2 separate regions of the Homo sapiens genome follow, and region 1 is linked to region 2. A link is a contact called in ENCODE Hi-C or POLR2A ChIA-PET data. All regions are on one chromosome and are shown on one strand. The core of a region is the stretch at or near the end of the contact, and the rest is flanking DNA. Distances in the headings are between cores, read along the strand shown. Region 1 overlaps CCNY (cyclin Y). Region 2 overlaps CREM (cAMP responsive element modulator).

Region 1 (4,012 bases), core at 193-2,692, 260 kb before region 2:
AGAGACCAACAAACAGTCTTAGTTATAGAACAAACTAGTAATTGCAGAAATCACTCCAATCACTTGAGCCTCAAGTGTGGAATGCAGTATAAACTACTGTCTGAAGACATCTTCAACATCACAGTCAACAACTGCAACTTCAATATGTAAAAATCATTATTTACTGTATGTTCTCTGGTACTCAACAGCAAAAAAGGCAGCACTTGCTCCCATATAAATTAATTCAGGTAGGAACAAGAAGAAAATTACTAAGCTAGTAAACAAAATATTAGTCTGACCTTGGCATACATTACTATTTGAACTATTAAAGAATAAAAAAAAAGTGTCATATTAAATACTTCACTATAACACAAAGTTGAAATGAAATTGTGAGTGAAGGAGACTGGCAGAGGACACTGCCAGGCCCAAAGTCACTGCCATTCAAGCCAGTGTGGAATGTGTGGCTCGCCTGGGTGACAGCAGCAGGACAGGCATGCCCTGACCGCTCCCCCTGCCCCTGCCATGCGTGGAGGTGAGGTGGTAATGACCTGCTGGGCTGCACTGTTGTAGAGGGTAAAAGACATGAACCCCGAGCCTGCCCTGGTTAACAGGCCCAGCCCCGTGTGGCCCAGGCACTATGGGGGACTGGCCTCAGGAGGCTCCTGGGCTTGTGGGTGTCCATTCTCAACCCGCCTGGTAACACTGTATTGTTGAGCCTAACCAGCTCTGTCTAGTGCCATACAGAATTGGCCCTCACAAAAGCACCAACAAAAGAGGAACCAAACCAACCAAAACCTGCTCAGAAGTGCTCTGGGTTTCACTCACTCAGCATAGCCTTCAGGCCATACTCAGATATCAAAATAAGCCTTCTGTTCATCACCAACTTTCCAGTCATTTTAAGACGACATGGAAAATGACCCACCCATTCTGGTCAGAGGCACTTGGTAACATTTACAAGTGCCCAAGTATACATGAAGAAAGCTACAGATAATACAGCAAGTTCTGCTCACCAAGCAAAACAACTACACCCAGGCAGTATCAGTCCATGACGGTGCAAATCCCATTTCTTCTTTCCTTCTCTGACTCTTAACTTGTTTTTGTAAAAAAGGGGGAAGAAGTGGGAGAAGATGATTTCACAATTTATATAAACACACATGCTAATTCTGGGTCTTCTTGAAGTACTTATCAGTAGTTCCTTCTCTGATGGGAAATACACATTTATTCTGCCTAACACTCTTCAAAAAATACTAATTTGCATTAGGTATAAAATGTATTTGTTTTAAAGGTACAATAAATAGATAAAGTTTTAAAAACCAAAGAAATTTGAGATCATGGGCACAAAAAACATGCTTCATAAACCAACAAAATAGAGTTTAATTCTAAAACCAAAGGACCTTAAAGCTGAGCCCCACACCCCTTCTTTTAAACAGTCCCAGAGGAAGTAGCTGCTCCAAAGTCACAGGTGCTGGTGACAGGAAGGCTCCCAGCCCACTGCTCCATCACTGTCATTCTCCAAAACAGAGGACAGAGAGAAAGTGAAAAAATTATGTCAAAAATATCTCCCACCGAATTTAAATAAATAGGCATTTCTTATTAAGAAATACTGATACACAAAAGGTAAAAGAGAAAGAAAAAAAAAAAAGAAAAATCTCCTGGTAATACTGGCCTCCCCAAGTGCCCCATGTCCAACATTCAGAAATAAAGATGTAGCTCCACAATGATGGGAACCCGCAAGATGCCCTTCCCAATGTGCCAGCAGCCTCAGAACCACAACCTTTCCATCAGAAGAAACGCTTTATCCCCACTTGGCTGTCAGCTCAAGAAGCTGACAACTCCCAGGCTGTCCCTTAGCAATCAAGCTCTCAGCCCAGAAAACTCCAAAGAGCCTCTAATGCCATCTCCCAACTTCCAAAACCATCCCAGGGAGCACACATCCCCAGCACAATGTCCTACATCCTCCACACACTGCTAAAACCCAGGATGCCACTGCCCTGCAAGGCCTGGTGTTTTAATCTTAACCTCCACCCTCTCCCTGTAAGTCACCAAAAGGACTCCCTGCTCTCAAAGTTGAGCAGCCCTTTTCTGAGCCTCATCTCCTACCTTCCCAACTCACTCCCTGACATCCCAACCCTGTAAATTCTTCCACCCACCAAGACCACAAAGCCCGATTCCACCACCTCTCTGCCACCCCTCCCCCTGCTACATCCTTGCTTTCTTCTCTACCCGACTCAGAGCCACAGCCTTGTAGTCATATTGGCTCCCTGGTGCTCTCACGTGCCACCACGTTCCTCTGCCCTCCAAAGCGCTTTCTGGCAAATCCCAGAGCTGATTAAATCTAACTCCCCATCTCCTCTGCCCCAAGCAGCTGTACACAGCTGGAGGAGATGCAGAATCCTGCTGACTGGTCCCACCGTAAACTCTTGACACCCTACTCAGGTAGGCCCTGAGTGGTGCGAGATAGCATCATTGGAAAGGCCCTTTTTGTCTCTCCCCCAACCTCCAACACTCCCTGGCACTCTCAACTTACTGTCCGTTCAGCTGAGAAGACAGAGGCCAGGAGAAGCACTGCAGCCTTCTTGCCTCCATTGTGCTCACCCTGCCATCTCTGCTCCCTGCACCTCTCTGACCTGTGGTCCCTAAAAAGGTACCTCCCTGGGGCCGGCCCCCCTACTCGGCAATGGATCCCTGCCCCTCCCACCCTCTCTCTCCTGCATCATGCATTTCCCATCAGCACAGGCACGCGTAGTAATTACTCTCATTCCAAAAACCGAACTACAGCTCTCAACCAGCCTCCCCCTCTGCAGCCTTCCCTCTATTTCTTTGCTTCCTGTTCAGCCAGGCTCCTGCGTGCTCCAGTTCCTCCTCCCTGTTCTCTCTGGAACCCTGCCCAGTAGGGCCATTGCTCCCACCCCCAACTCTCCAGCTCTTACCAAGGCCACTGCTAATTCAATGGCCACATCTCAGTCCTTATCTTACTAGAGATGCCCACTTTCTCCTCAAAATGTCTCCCTCGCTGACTGCCGGGACCATCTCTCTCTCTTCACCCCCCTCCCTGCCCCTATCTCTGCCCCTCCTCAGCTCCTTCTCACACACACCTCTGCTGCTTCCTTGTCCCTTCCCTCCTCGCTGCGTGGTGACCTCAGCCACAAGACTGTAATGAATACCCTCAGTATGCCAATGGTTCCCATGCTATTATCTCCAGCACTGACTCCACTGAACTCCCATGCTGCCCGTTCAGCTCCCCTGTTGACTAACATGTAAATCAAAATCAACAGGCTCAAGACCTGTTCCTTCCAGTCTACATCAGTCACTAAGGAGCAACTCCACCCTTCAAGGCCTGCACTCATCCTCCACCCTCGCTATTCCCACCCAATGCAGCCAACCAGCAAATCCCCTGACCTTGCCCCTTGACATGCCTCAGGGTCTAACCCACACTGCACCCCCTGGGGATACTCCATTGTCCATTCTCTCCATAGTTGCCACAGGAATCCTGCCAAAACTGCATTAGGAGCACGTCTGCTCAAACTCCACATTGGCCCCCATTCTAGAGTGCAAAGTACTCACAGTGGCTACAGGACTGGACATGCCCTGCCCCTGCTGCCTCTCTGACCACTCCCCTCCATCCCCCACACTCCCTCTGCCCCTCAAACCCACCAGGCGCATGCCCACTCTGCTGGGAAGGCTCCTTCCCCAAGGAGTCACATGGTTCAGCTCTCATATCCTTCAGGTATCTGAAGGATGTCACCTTACCTAACAGTAACACCATAACATCCCTTTATATAAGCACTGTCCTAATACCTAACACATAGTAGTTACATGGCAGGCACCATTTTAAGAATTTTACACATGCCAATTTATTTAGTACAACTCATATAATAATAATATTACCCTCATGTTACCTATGAGGAAAGAGACATAGAGAAATTAAAGGGCTTGCCAAAGTCACACGGCAAGTAATGGGAATTCGCATTCCAACTCAGGCAGCCTGGCTCCAGAATTTCTGCTACACCGGCCCTACCCATGTCCCCACCCT
Region 2 (3,923 bases), core at 1,129-3,628:
CCAGGCTGGAGTACAAAGGTGCAATCTTGGCTCACTGCAACCTCCGCCTCCTGGGTTCAAATGATTCTCCTGCCTCAGCTTCCCAAGTAGCTGGGATTACAGGTGCCCACCATGCCTGGCTAATTTTTGTATTTTTAGTAGAGACGGGGTTTCACCATGTTGGCCAGGCTGGTCTCGAACTCCTGATCTCAGGTGATCCACCCACCTCAGCCTCCCAAAGTGCTGGGATTACAGGTGTGAGCCACCGCACCCAAAGCCCTTTCCCTTGTATGATTAGAATTCAACCCAACCTTATGTCAATGAAAGGACATCCCACCACATTTTAGCTGTATTTAATTTAATCATCTTCCAGTAAAGGTAAGGACTTTACACCTCAGATGCTCAGGAGGTAAAGTTTCAGGGAGTGTCCATGTTTCTAGTAATTCTCCAGGATACCTGACAATGGGGTTAGGGTTTCAATTCAGCTGAAGATATCTTGGCTGAGTAAGGAACCCTGGATGGTCACCTAGACATCAACCTCAATCTGGGGCTCCAGCAGGGACTCTTTGCTGTCCCAGTCACACCTGAGGGTTTGGGTCCAAGAATGCTATTAGTAAATTTTATTTCAAATTTCAGAAAATCAATAAGAAATTGATTTTTATGTCAGCATTTCTTTAAATTGGCACATAGATGCTCAATAAATATTGGTGTGAAAAAAAAGGCAAGGAAGGAAAGAAAGAAGGGAAATGGGTTGCTTAGTTGATTACTGCTCTTAGTAGTTTTAATGTATTCCCTGGACCAGTTAATCTCAAGTCAATCAGCACACAGAACAAATCACATTTTCAGAGGAAGAACAGTTCACTTTCATTTGGTAAATGCTTACTGAACATTTATCACATGCCAGGGTCTGTGCTAGGTATTTGTCCAAATAGAACTTACCATCTAGCAAGACAGAGAGCCACAACACAACATGATATGTGCCTAAGGAAGTACAGTAGGAACTCACAGAAGGTTGCCTAAGCCAGATGTGGAGGATGGGCAAGGCTTCCTCGGGGAACGTATTCTTATCAGGCAATCGGTATGTGTGAAGAAGGCCCTGGAGGGAGAGAGGGCATGGCCTATCCCAGGAAATGAAAGAAAGAGCTGTATTACAAAAGAGGGAGAAGTGGAGAGGTAGGCAGCTATTAAAGAATGCAAGGCTTGGATCAAGCAAAGATTTGGGCCACATGAAAGATTTGGAGCTTTGTCTAACAGGTCACAGACATTGATGGATGCTTTTGAGTGGATGCTATAGACTGAATGTTTGTATCCCCACCCAATTTCCTCTGTTGAAATCCTCACCTCCAATGCAATAGTATTTGGAGGTGGAACCTCTGAGAGGTGATGAGGTCATGAGGGTGACACCCTTGTGAACAGGATTAGTGCCCTTATTAAAAAGACCCCAGACACCAGGTGTGGTGGCTCATGCCTATAATCGTAGCACTTTAGGATGCCGAGATGGACGGATTACCTAAACTCAGGAGTTCAAGACCAGCCTGGCCAACATGGTGTAACCCCGTCTCTACTAAAAATACAAAAATTAGCTGGGCATGGTGGTACATGCCTGTAATCCCAGCTACTCGGGAAGCTGAGGCAGGAGAAATGCTTGAGCCCAGGAGACAGAGGTTGCAGTGAGCTAAGATCACATCACTGTGTTCCAGCCTGGCCAAGAGAGTGAGACTCTGTCTCAAAACAAAACAAAACGAAACAAAACAAAACAAGTGCAATGCAGTAATGGAGATGTTGGGGGCAAGAAACTGCTGTTTTTAAGAACTATCAGTGGCTCCCAGAATCACTGTGAGGAATGAAGAGTTTAGCTGAACTTTCAGGAACAATTCCCAAAAAACTGAGCCAAGAAGGGAGCTGCTGCCTCTGGCATGATTAGGAGGATCAGAAAGCTGTTCCACAATAGCCAGCTTCCGGTGGCTGCCGGAGACTGTAGCCCACAGGGGTAGCCTGGGTCAGAGGGATAGCACCCAGGCCAGGGCCAGGGCCAGGACAGAGGGCTGTGGAGTGGCAGAAGCATTCATGGCTCAGCCAGGCAGAAGAATCTACACAGTGACTTTGAATGGAGACTGGGAAGAATACTGGACAACACCTAGGTTTCTGGCATCAAGGATAGTAGTGGTCAATCACTGAAGATAGGAAGAGTGGATTTTAGGAGTCAGAGGTATGTGTGGCCATCTAAGGAACCAGCTGGAGTCAGGACATAGTCACAGTGAACTGAAGCCAGCGTGGGAGGGAGTCCTTCAGGGAGGGAGCTCAGCAGGAAGAGGGTGGGGGAGTGAGCCTGAGGATCACTGAAACACTCAGGACAGGGGCAGGGGAAGCTTAGCCCAGCAACAGGACTGACAGAGAAGCAGCAGAGAGAGAAGAGCAAGGAGGACACAGTCTCAGGAAGTGGAGGAAGCAGAAGTCGACAGTGTTAAATACTGCTGAGGCATCAGCCAAGACAGGCACTGAGAATCCACAAAGAAGCTGACAGGGCCCTTCAGTGAGATGAAGGGAGAAGGAGGGCAGGGAACACTGCCACTAAGTTCAGGAAGACAAGAATGCCCACTGGCCTTGCTGTGTTTAAACTGGAGCTCCTGGCCATGATTATTTAAGGAAAAGAAAAAAAGAGAAAAAGAAAACAGGAATAAAGATTGGAAGGGAGGAAACAAAACATCACTATTTGTATAAACATTCACATAGGATCACAGACCGAATCACAAAGAATCAGTAAATTATTAGAAGTAATTAGAGTTCAGCAAAGTTAATAGATAAAAGATCGACTTAAAATAATCCGTATTTCTCTACACCAGCAACAATTAGAAAATACAATACAAAATAAGGTACCATTGTAATGGCAACAAAACCCATAAAGTACTTAGGAACCAACTAAAGAAAGAATATGCAAGATCTCCGTGAAGAAAAATGTTCAACTGTTCCCTAAAACTTAAAGTATAATAAATAAATAAATAAATAAAAAGAAAAATGTTCAACTGTTAAAAGAAGTAAAATGAGATCTGAATAAACAAGACTTTCTATGGTTTGGGATAGGTCAACTTAACATTATGAAGACTTCAGCTCTCCCTAAATTAAATGCAGTCTTGGCTGGGCATGGTGGCTCATGCCTGTAATCCCAGCACTTCGGGAGGCTGAGGTGGGCGGATCATGAGGTCAGGAGATCGAGACCATCCTGGCGAACATGGTGAAACCCTGTATCTACTAAAAATACAAAAAAATTAGTCGGACATGGTGGCAGGCGCCTGTAGTCCCAGCTACTTGGGAGGCTGAGGCAGAAGAATGGCGTGAACCCGGGAGGTGGAGCTTGCAGTGAGCCATCGTGCCACTGCACTCCAGGCAGGGCAACAGAGCGAGACTCCATCTCAAGAAAAAAAAAATTAATGCAGTCTCATCATTGGTTTTATTATTATTATTATTACTACTACTATTTAGAAACTCAAACTTATTCCAAATGCATATGAAAGAATAATCGTGCACAAAAAACTAACTCTGTATCAAACTGAGAAAAAAGACAAGGGGAACTTGTTTTATGAGATAACAAACATGTATGGCGCTGGGATTCAGAAAAAGATGAATCAGACAGAAGACTGGCCAGATCCAGGTGCAAAAGCAAACCCACTGTCTAATTAAGGCTGCCCCATACACCAGTGAGGAAACAACAAACCCTTGGGAGTGGCTCCATATACGGAGAAAAAAGTTAAAAATGAATTCCCACCAAATACTATATACAGAAGTGAAGCCCAGATACATTAAAGACATAAATGTGAAAGGTAAAACCATAAAGCAAATAGAAGAAAATGTGGAAAAAAATCTTTGTGACTTGTGGAAGAAAATTCTTAAAAACCCCAAGGCACAAACTTACGTGCATATTGTGTAAAACATTAAAAATTCTCAAA

The links. Hi-C counts contacts between places; a loop is a spot of excess contacts on that map. ChIA-PET counts read pairs that join two places held with the same protein, here RNA polymerase II (POLR2A). Pooled maps may share reads with other maps.
Region 1: a map of CD14-positive monocyte shows a loop between it and region 2 (2.2-fold over the local background). The contact joins two enhancer-like sites. A Hi-C loop is called at or near these places in 1 of 168 maps with a recorded cell type or tissue (CD14-positive monocyte) and 9 of 50 pooled maps. POLR2A ChIA-PET finds 5 or more read pairs at or near these places in 5 of 52 experiments (AG04450, CD4-positive, alpha-beta T cell, activated T-cell and 1 more).

Annotation. Positions count from the first base shown.
Region 1 is chr10:35,448,306-35,452,317 of GRCh38, reverse strand. All of the region lies in intron 1 of CCNY (cyclin Y), which reads right to left. Among named protein-coding and RNA genes, the nearest start is that of CCNY, 110 kb to the right of the region's middle. RefSeq lists a silencer at 730-859 and an enhancer at 3,619-4,012. Within about 2 kb of position 1,442, at least 10 of the 41 ENCODE cell types and tissues checked have a DNase peak (open chromatin) inside an H3K27ac peak, as active enhancers do; they include CD14-positive monocyte, where a contact is called at or near this core.
Region 2 is chr10:35,190,151-35,194,073 of GRCh38, reverse strand. The region is part of intron 6 of CREM (cAMP responsive element modulator); the gene reads right to left. Among named protein-coding and RNA genes, the nearest start is that of LINC02634, 53 kb to the left of the region's middle. Within about 2 kb of position 2,378, at least 11 of the 41 ENCODE cell types and tissues checked have a DNase peak (open chromatin) inside an H3K27ac peak, as active enhancers do; they include CD14-positive monocyte, where a contact is called at or near this core.